Linked DNA regions of Homo sapiens: region 1 is linked to region 2. The links are chromatin contacts, found by Hi-C or POLR2A ChIA-PET in ENCODE. All regions are on one chromosome and are shown on one strand. The core of a region is the stretch at or near the end of the contact, and the rest is flanking DNA. Distances in the headings are between cores, read along the strand shown. Region 1 has its middle 33 kb from the start of MIR1587. Region 2 has its middle 19 kb from the start of MIR1587.

What was found. A loop is a pair of places that touch in the nucleus more often than their neighbours do. ChIA-PET counts read pairs that join two places held with the same protein, here RNA polymerase II (POLR2A). Pooled maps may share reads with other maps.
Region 1: a map of CD4-positive, alpha-beta memory T cell shows a loop between it and region 2 (3-fold over the local background). The contact joins two enhancer-like sites. A Hi-C loop is called at or near these places in 4 of 168 maps with a recorded cell type or tissue (CD4-positive, alpha-beta T cell, CD4-positive, alpha-beta memory T cell, Right ventricle myocardium inferior and 1 more), 10 of 37 single-sample maps with no recorded cell type and 14 of 50 pooled maps. POLR2A ChIA-PET finds 5 or more read pairs at or near these places in 10 of 52 experiments (A673, HepG2, T-cell and 6 more).

Annotation. Positions count from the first base shown.
Region 1 is chrX:39,868,020-39,872,331 of GRCh38, forward strand. No RefSeq gene overlaps it. Among named protein-coding and RNA genes, the nearest start is that of MIR1587, 33 kb to the left of the region's middle. Within about 2 kb of position 2,357, at least 2 of the 41 ENCODE cell types and tissues checked have a DNase peak (open chromatin) inside an H3K27ac peak, as active enhancers do.
Region 2 is chrX:39,816,005-39,820,902 of GRCh38, forward strand. No RefSeq gene overlaps it. Among named protein-coding and RNA genes, the nearest start is that of MIR1587, 19 kb to the right of the region's middle. RefSeq lists enhancers at 677-1,592, 1,593-2,510. Within about 2 kb of position 2,252, at least 5 of the 41 ENCODE cell types and tissues checked have a DNase peak (open chromatin) inside an H3K27ac peak, as active enhancers do.

The DNA of each region.
Region 1 (4,312 bases), core at 1,107-3,606, 52 kb after region 2:
CCAAAGTATACACTGTGAGGAGATGGCAAGGGTTTAATTCTTAGAGACAGTGAGAAGCAAGTGACCAAAAGGAACTTCAGGATGAAGATGACTTTTCAGTATCTAAGAGGGCTTTGCTGGTGAAGCCCCTGCAGTTAAGGTGTCAGCTATGGGATAACCGGGGGTGGGGGTAGGAGAGACCCCCTCACCATGGCATCCTGCTGGGAGCATAGCCGGTCTGTGTGAGGAGCAGAGTCAGCCTCCCAGGAAAGGGCAAAGAAAGGTGGGGTTCATGGTCACTTTTGAAAACCAGCTTCCCAGGGCTTTGCCTGTAACAAAGTATCATGCACTGGGGGGCTTAAACAATGGAATTTTATCTTCTCACAGTTCTGGAGGCTGGAAGTCTGAGATCAAGGTGCCAGCAGGGTTGGTTCCTTCTGAGGCCTCTCTCTTTGGCTTGTAGATGGCTGTCTTCTGGCTGTATATCTTCACAGTCTTCCCTCTGTATGTGTCTGTGTCCTAATTTCCTCTTCTTATAAAGACACCAGCCATATTGGATTAGGGCTTACCCATATGACCTCATTTTAACTTAATTACCGCTTTAAAGACCCCATTTCCAAATACTGTCACATTCTGGGGCACTGAGGGGTTAGGACTTCAACATATGTTCTGAATTGCATACCCTGAAAATTCCTTTGTTGAAGTTTTTGCTTCCACAATTACAACCTATTCAAACTGCAATCGATATAGTGCTGGGACTGGGAGAAGCTGCAGGGTTGCAGATCACACATAAAAAGGTCCTCGTCTACCCCAACCCCAGGCTTCTTTCTGCCTAAATTCTCCTCAGCATCCAAGTCTTGCCTCTGCAAGAAGCCCTCCCTGTCCCCTGAACTCACATGGAGTTTTCCCTTTGTCAAATTTCACAAGGAAGGATCGTTCAAGTCATGCTTTCTGCATCCTGAGTGTAAATCATAAATTCGCTTTTTTTTTTTTTTTTCGAGACAGTGTCTTTCTCTGTTGACCAGGCTGGAGTATAATGACACATTCACACCTCATGGCAGCCTTGACCTCCTGGGCTCAAGTGATCCTCCTGCCTCAGCCTCCTTTCTGAGTAAGATCTTTAAGAATAAGCCACCCCCATCCTAACACACACACACGCACACACACACACACACACACACACAAGTGGCCAGTATCTATTTCCTCCCTCTCCCAGCCAGGCAGTTTAGGGAGTTGGAGTTGGCTGCACATCCAGCTCTAGGGATCAACCAGATTGGCTTAATTCAAAAGGGAAGATACACATGACCAAATTGGTCCAATCAGAGTGAATATCAGGATTCTTGATGGGAATGCTGGAACACAGGGTCTCTCTTCTGGGCTGGGTTTGGTTGTACAGCATGTGAGTTCTAGAGTAGAGCAGCTACAATTGGGTGGGCAGGTGGCAGGAATGGGGGCTGGAAGTTCCAGGAATCTGGATGGGGTTGGGGGGTGGGGGCAGGGAACCACTACTGTGTGTAACCATGAAACCCATCCAGAGGAAACAGAGCAGATAATGGGTGCTGGTGGCATCATTTAAGCCCTAGATGAAGCCATACCTGAAGTAGGTTACCTCTGGACCATTCAGTAACATAAACCAATCAATTTCCCCTTTTGCTAATATTGAATTGGGTTGGGTTCACAATGGAAAAATCACTAAATGATATAATTTCTTTGGGATCCTCCAAAGAGCCTAACCCCAGGATAGTGTGGACACTCAATAAATACAAGTATGCACCACATAATGACGTACCAGTCAACAACATATTGTATATACGACAGTGGTCCCGTAATATTATAATACTGTATTTTTACTGTAACTTTTCTATGTGTAGAGATGTTTAGATACACAAATACCACTGTATAACAATTACCTGCAGTATTCAGTACAGTACATGCTGTACAGGTTTGTAGCCTAGGAACAACAGGCTATACCATGTAGCCTAAGTGTGTAGTAAGCTATACCACATAGGCTCGTAGAAATATATGCTATGATGTTCATACAATGACGAAATCCCCTAACCAAACATTTTTCAGAACATATCCCCTTCATTAAGTGACACATGACTGTACTAGAGCATTACAAAGCCTCAATCTATGAAGGCTTTGTAGATAAGAAAACTGTGACCAGGGGTAAAGGGATTTACCAAGTCTCAGGAGCCAGTTAGTGGCAGAGCCTGGATGACAGCCTAGATCTCCAATCTAGTGCCATTCCCACTGCACTGGAAGGGATGAGGGCCACTGTTCCTCCTCCCTTGATCCGCCAACCTAGTCCCTGCAGGAGAGGGAGGAGCTGAGAAAGCCAGTGTGAAGCCACAGCACCCTCAACCCCCCAGATAGGAAGACTTGGTTGCAAGCCAGGAGGCCAGAGGAGAGGCGAGGCAGGAAATTGAGTGGCTCCACGTCAACCACACGTTCTGAGTCACCTGGGGGCTGTCAGTAAGAAGATAGTGCAAAGATGGTGAGCAGCTGCCAACCCAGGCAGCAGGCATGTCGGTGTCCTCAGGACCCCAGAGGGCCCCATTGCAGGCTCTAGGGAGACCTCTACCCTCAAGAAGGCTATCTCCGAAGGGGCGCGGTGGCTCATGCCTGTAATCCCAGCACTTTGGGAGGCCAAGGTGGGCGGATCACGAGGTCAGGAGATCGAGACTATCCTGGCTAACATGGTGATACCCCGTCCCTACTAAAAATACAAAAAATTAGCCGGGCATGGTGGCGGGCGCCTGTAGTCCCAGCTAGTCGGGAGGCTGAGGCAGGAGAATGGTGTGAACCTGGGAGGCGGAGCTTGCAGTGAGCTGAGATCGTGCCACTGCACTCCAGCCTGGGCAACAGAGCGAGAATGAAACTCCGTCTCAAAAAAAAAAAAAAAAAAAAAAAAGAAGGCTGTCTCCAAGTGGGGTGGTGGGCTTAGCAGGCTCCAGAAGGGGCAGAAATGTGTGTCGGGGCAGAGTCACGTGTCTGGCAGCTGGGCTGTGAAGACTGGCAGGGGTGGGGAGTGGATTGTGCAGAATAGAATATCTGGGATACCTTGGGCATCTCTCTCCAACATGGCAGCTTCAGGGTAGCCAAATTCTTAAATGGCAGCTCAGTGCTTCAAAGACATGTGGGAGGGAGGGAGAGAGGGAGAGAGGGAGAGAGGGCGAGGGGGAGAAGGAGTGAGAGAGAGAGAGAGGTGAAAGCCATATCACCTTTTCCAACCTGGCCTCACAGCATCACCTCTGGTTCATTCAATTCATTGGAAATGTCTGGTCCATATTCAGAGGAGAATTAGGCTCCACCTGGTTGGGAGGACTGTCAAAGAAAGTCTAGATATGGTATTTTATTTGTTGTTGTTTGAGACAGGATCCTGCTCTGTCATCCAGGCCGGAATGCAGTGGTGTGACCATGGTTCACTGTATCCTCGACCTCCTGGGCTCAAAAGATCCTCCTACCTCAGCCTCCCTAGTAGCTTGGACCACAGGCATGTGCCATCGCACCTGGCTTATTTTTTTTTAGAGATGGAGTCTCTCGCTAATGTTGCCCAGGCTGGTCTTGAACCCCTGGGCTCAAAGGATCCTCCCACCTTGGCCTCCCAAACTGCTGGGATTACAGGTATGAGCCACTGCACGTAGCTGAGACATGGTTTTCAACCATGTTAGAAGCCATACCTGGCAGACAACAAGGAGCCGGTGTCCCTAACCCTGTACAATGCCAGCGCTTCCTGGCACTGCCTAAATCTGGACCTTCTGAACACGAGGGATAAAGTGAATGCTATCTTGGACATACCAATGTCATGTGGGGTTTTTTGGTTACTCTCAGCCAAAGCTAATCCTAGCTGATACTGAGCACATGAACTGCCACGTCCTATTCCCGGCACGGAGCAAGCTCTCAAGCCAAAACTTGCTAAGTGAGAGTGGGTGGGCTGATGGAAGGAGGGAGGGAAGGAAAATGCAGCAGTGAACACACTGGACTACAGATCTCAAATACGCTGTTCCATTGGCCAGTAGATTCACTTGTATTTGTTACGCTGTATCCCAATATCTATTTGTTAAAGTGAAAAAACATGCAAAGAAAACCTTAAGTTAACATATAAGGAAGTAGAGGCCAAACAGTAAGTACCTGTGGATGGAATGGATGAATAAATGAGCAATTACAGGACATAAACAGGCAAGGGAAGGTCCCCAAAGCAAAGGCTTTCAGATTAGTCAAGGTGCCCAGGCTGGCTCAAGGCCACATTATGAAAAAGTCCTTTGTCCTAGAAGCCTCTTCTTTTACCTCTCTCTTCCTACTCCACTTTCTCATTCTTCTCTTGCTTTTC
Region 2 (4,898 bases), core at 1,002-3,501:
CCTGGACTGAGGGAGCCAGGAGTGGGGGCTGTTAGCAGAACCTGGAAAGAGCTGTAGGTGAGGGCTGCTATGGGACGAGGAACGCAGCCACCACCAAAAGGGCAGCCCAGCTGTGGAAATAAATACCCAACCTCTGACTCCTCCTACCTGCCTCCCATTGGCCAAGCCAACCAGAAGCCAGTGGTCAAGGCAGCCCAAGGGATCCAGTCCCCAAGGATCAAGGATCAGCCTCCTGGGCACAGAAAGTGGATGGGGTGAGGGGAGGGCAAATAGATCTGCCCGGCCAATATGGTGCTGCCCCTACCAGTCTGCTGGCTTGAAGAGGATGTGCCAGAGACCACTCACCTGCATGGCTGGCCCAGTAGAACAAACCACAGGCTGGCTGTGGGCCTAGAGGCAGGCAGGCCAGCCGGAGCCTGGCAGAGATATACCAGAGTCAAAGGAGGGCCATCCAAGACCGTCCAGTTGACCTAAACGTGATGTGGAGAGGGATGTGTCTTAGCTACACCTATGTCCAGAATTAAGCCTCTGCACAGGTGTGGATTTTACCTCGAGGCTAATAAAGCTTAAAGTTCAGGGCCTTGACTCGCACAGTCCCCTTCCAAGGCCCTGGTAGGGTCCTAGCAGTTATCATTTGTACCTCTGCACTGTTTTTCTTCAAGAAGGCCCCAAAATTCACGTAACTTTTAGGCCCCCAAACTTGGATCTGACCCTGCAGCTGCATTAAGAAGAGATTGGGCTGCTATTCTGGTTTCTCCTTCCAGGGGGTAAGTTTATCCGCAGGGTACAGGAGGGCAGAAGGGACTGTACCTCCCCACAAGAGGGGTTTTGCCTCCGCTCTGCTTCTCTTGGAGGAGCATTTCCCAAGCTCCTCCTCCTCACCTCGTTCTGGGAGAGGGTTAATAGACGTGGGGGTAGGAGGCCTCTTGGGGCCAAATACTTCTGGAAAGATTGGCGGCCTCTCCACTGCCCCCCACCCACCAACCTCCGGAAGATTCACAATGTACATTAGCATAGTAAAGGCTCCAGATAAAGAAAACGTTTGGCTTTGTTTACTGTGGGGGTTGCCCATACTTCCTGGAGCTTAAGCTGAAAGCGAAAGGATGAGTAGGAGTCAGATAGTTGTAGGAGTCAGATAGTTTTAGGAGTCAGAGGGTTTTAGGCTTGAGGGTACAGCCCCAGCAAAAGCCTCGCAAAGCCCGGAGAACTGGAAGAAATTGCTGCTGGAAGGCAGAGTTTGAGGTGGTGGAGCCGGGAGGGATGGACTAGAGGAGCCCCCCAAGCAGGCCTTTCATCCTGAGGACACCGGGCGACAACGCGCTCAGAGCTCTGAATCAGAGCTTCCCTGAATCACAGGCAGAGCTCCCAGCTCTCTGAAGGCTTGGCATGCTGCTGTTTGCATCCTTCCATCTGTTAGCGATGTTTCAGGCTGGGCAGGCATTGTCCTCATAGAGTTTCTCCCCCATTGTCTCTGCCTCTGCTCACCCCAAAGCTGGCAGAACCACAGCGCCCAGTGGCCTCTGGCTGCAGAGGGCATGAGGACTTCAGGCTGGTTTCCCAGAAACAGGAGGGTTTGTAGATAACCCTGATACCCTATGACCAAAGGCACCGTTCCCAAAACCCCTGCCCATGGAGCTATAGCCTAGTGCTGCCAAGTAAAGTTTGGTTCTGGAAAAAACAATTAGCCTACAGGGGTAGCACTAGCTGTTTCTGAAGTTCTACAGCCCAGGCCACCACTGGGTGCTGGCCTCAGTCCCATGAACCTTCAGCCCTGCCAATGAGAAGAATTCACAGATTTATTGTCTTCTAGAAAGGTTGGGGGACACATTCCTCCATGCCACTCTCTGCTAGTTGAGGGCCTGTCCTTTTTCCCCAGGGAATAGTATCTCCCTGGCCAGAGAGCGAGCGGACCAGGCTTTGCTTTCCAGCCTCACATAACCACCCTCCCGATGCCAAATATGACACATTCTTCAAGCTAATGACCTCTGCCCCCACCTTAAAAATAACAGCCCTCCACTTCATCCATCTTTGGGCTGATGACTGCTTTTTCTCGAGCAGGCACGGACTCTAGCAGTTCCTTTGTTTTCCAGTGATGCTTTTTATCCTCCATCTGATTTCATGTCATCTGTGTCTGTGACTGAGCAGGGCTCCCCCGTCTCCTGGCTCGCCCCGCCCATGCACCTTTGGACGTGAGTCTGGAGAGCCTCTGATTCCATGTACAGATTTGCAGGGCTGGCATTTGCCTCTCACATTGGTGCTCAGAGTGGCCGTGTGAAAAGAGGGCGGTCTGGCCGTGGGACTGACTTCCCAGAGCAACAGGGCAAGCTGGTGAGTAAGAACCAGCCTTTTTGCTGGCAAGGGACCTGGGCAGAGATGGGCCCTAATATACCCAGGAGCAACTTGAAGAATAAATACAAGTCATGAGCAGCATTACTGCCAGAGTGTGACAGCTGGCCACCTAGCCCTAGATGGGTACAGGGGAGTGTGTAGAGCCTGGAACCTTCTGGAATGGGGTAAAGGAGTAGCTGAGGGCTCCTAGCTCCACCCTTGGCTCTTTACATGCTCCTGAACACACAAGGGTCCCGCCTAAAATACCGGAGGGCATGGGAGTCTACGTGTTAGTCCCTGTGGCAATTTGAGTCCTCCAGGTAGAGGACACCAAGAGAGAGTAAGTGTGAGAGATGTATTGGGGGAGATTTTTAAGAAGGATAAAGGGGGGGGGGGGACTTCAGACCGGGAGGCAGCTCTGACCCCTGCAGAAGGAGAGGGGAAGGAAGGAGGGGTGGGTAGGGAGAGCCTCAGCCGGCAGCGCAGCTCTGAGAAAGCCTCAGCCAGGCCGATGGGGAGCCCCAGAGCACAGACTGCCCATCAGAAACTTCCTGTGTCAGGCAGTAATGACCCAGCTCTAGTCCCCCTGCTATGCTCTGTCATCGGGCGGGAACAGCCTGGGGAGGGTGGCCTCAGCAAGAATGCTGCAGCAGATCCCGAAGGTGCCACAGCCAGAGGCTAGCAAACCATGACACTTCTTCCAGAAACTTTTCCGCTGAAGGGAGGTCTGGGCAGTGCCCTTGCATGGCTGCCACTGTCCTTTTGTGTGGGGGTAAGGGGGTATCAGTGAGGGGAACTCTGAACCCTGGTCTCATGACCTCAGTCAAGCTTTTCTCTGTTGTAGCTTCTTAGTGTGTGGATGAGGGGAATGAACTATACCACATCAGTCCCCATCTCTATGGGGATGCTTGACACCCTGGATTCTGGTTATTTCAGTCTTTGAGCTCCTAGAAGGTAGACATGGAATCAAAAAAGATACCGAAGGGCCTCCACCACCAGAGACAGACACATTGCAGTTGGAAAGGGTCCAGAGTCCTTTTCCACTTGCAAGTACAGAAGGGATGTGGGCCTGGCCCAAGACCACTGAGCTATCCAGTCATTGATTCCATTATTCCACAAAGATGTGGTAGCCACCTACTCCGTGCAGATGGCTACTGTGTGCCCAAGGGGGCCATGGGTCTCCTGAGGACCAGACGGGCTTCAGCAGGAAGACCTTGCTGCCCATCTCTCCCACCCAGCCTTGGTGATTCTCAAAACCGAGGGGCAATATTCCAGATCAACCCCACTTGGTCCTGAGGAAGAGAGAAATGGTCAGGGGCGGAGGGTGGGGGAGGTCTCAGGACAAATAATATAATCCCAGTGACTCCCCCGACACTTCCCCTGCACTATCACCTCACAAATACGTGCATTCACACGTGCACACACGCACAACCACACAGCCATCTTTGGCATCATTAATAATTTATCTTTGAAGAAGCCTGTACAGTTTACAAATATTAAAGCATTATCTCACTATTTTAATCACAACGACTGCTTTGGGGTATTCTCGTTCTTTCTGATAATGAAGCTAGGCTCCGAGATCAAACTTCAACAAGGTCAAAGGGATGGCAGGTGGTTCTTAACCTTTGGGACTGTCTCAGATCCCTTTAAGAACTCTCCCCTCGGAAAAATGCATCTACCCAGAATTTTGCCCACTCTTTCAGGGGTTTGCAGTCCCTACTTCAAGCCCTTGCAGGGCTCCGCCTCCCCACCCCAGTCCCGGTGCGGCTGAGTTGGACCCGGCGGCCGCAGGATAAAATCCAGAGAGGAGTCCGTGTGACGGCGCAGCAGGATTAAGAAATCTCCCAGACCAGGATGGGCACAGAAATGGTTAAGGGGGTGGAGGGTTTTGTTTTTCACCTCTGAGGACTCTGTTATGGGTCATTAAGAACACAAGACCGAACGAGCATTCCATTTGCTGGGCCTGCCTCTAGCGCACAGCTCTGCTTCCCGACAAGATAAGTTCTGTGCAGGAAGGAAATCCTGGGCCCAGGGAGGCAGATGGGAAATCACCCCAGATAAGGCGGCTGCTCCGAGTGCTGGAGTCACACAGGGCCTTTCTGCTGCAAGAATGGCACTGCCGAGAGTCTGCGTTTCTTGCCAGCTGAGGAGGAGGAGGCTCTTCGGAGGCGTCTCCTAACACATTGCTGTTCTAGGCAGCTCTGCAAGGGGAACCCCCCAACGGGGGTGCAGCACCGTGCCTCCAAGTGAAGGAGAGGCCCTCGGGTTCCCGGAGTCTGGAGAGGTGGCCTCCAGCGGTGCCCCGGCCGCCTCCGGCTAGGCCCGCACACAGTTTACCCCCACCCAGGCCTCCTGGCACCCCCGCCCCGCATCCACCACCCAGGTGGTACCTGTGCCCGCGCAGGTGAGGAAAAAGGCCTGTGGAAAACATCATTACTGATAAATAACAGTTCCTTTCAGGTTTAATGACACGTTGCATCCATCCTAAATCTCTCAAAAAAAAAAAAAAAGAAGAAGAAAAGAAAAAAAAGAAAGAAAAAGAAAAAAGCCCTCTCGAGGGACTGCGCCTC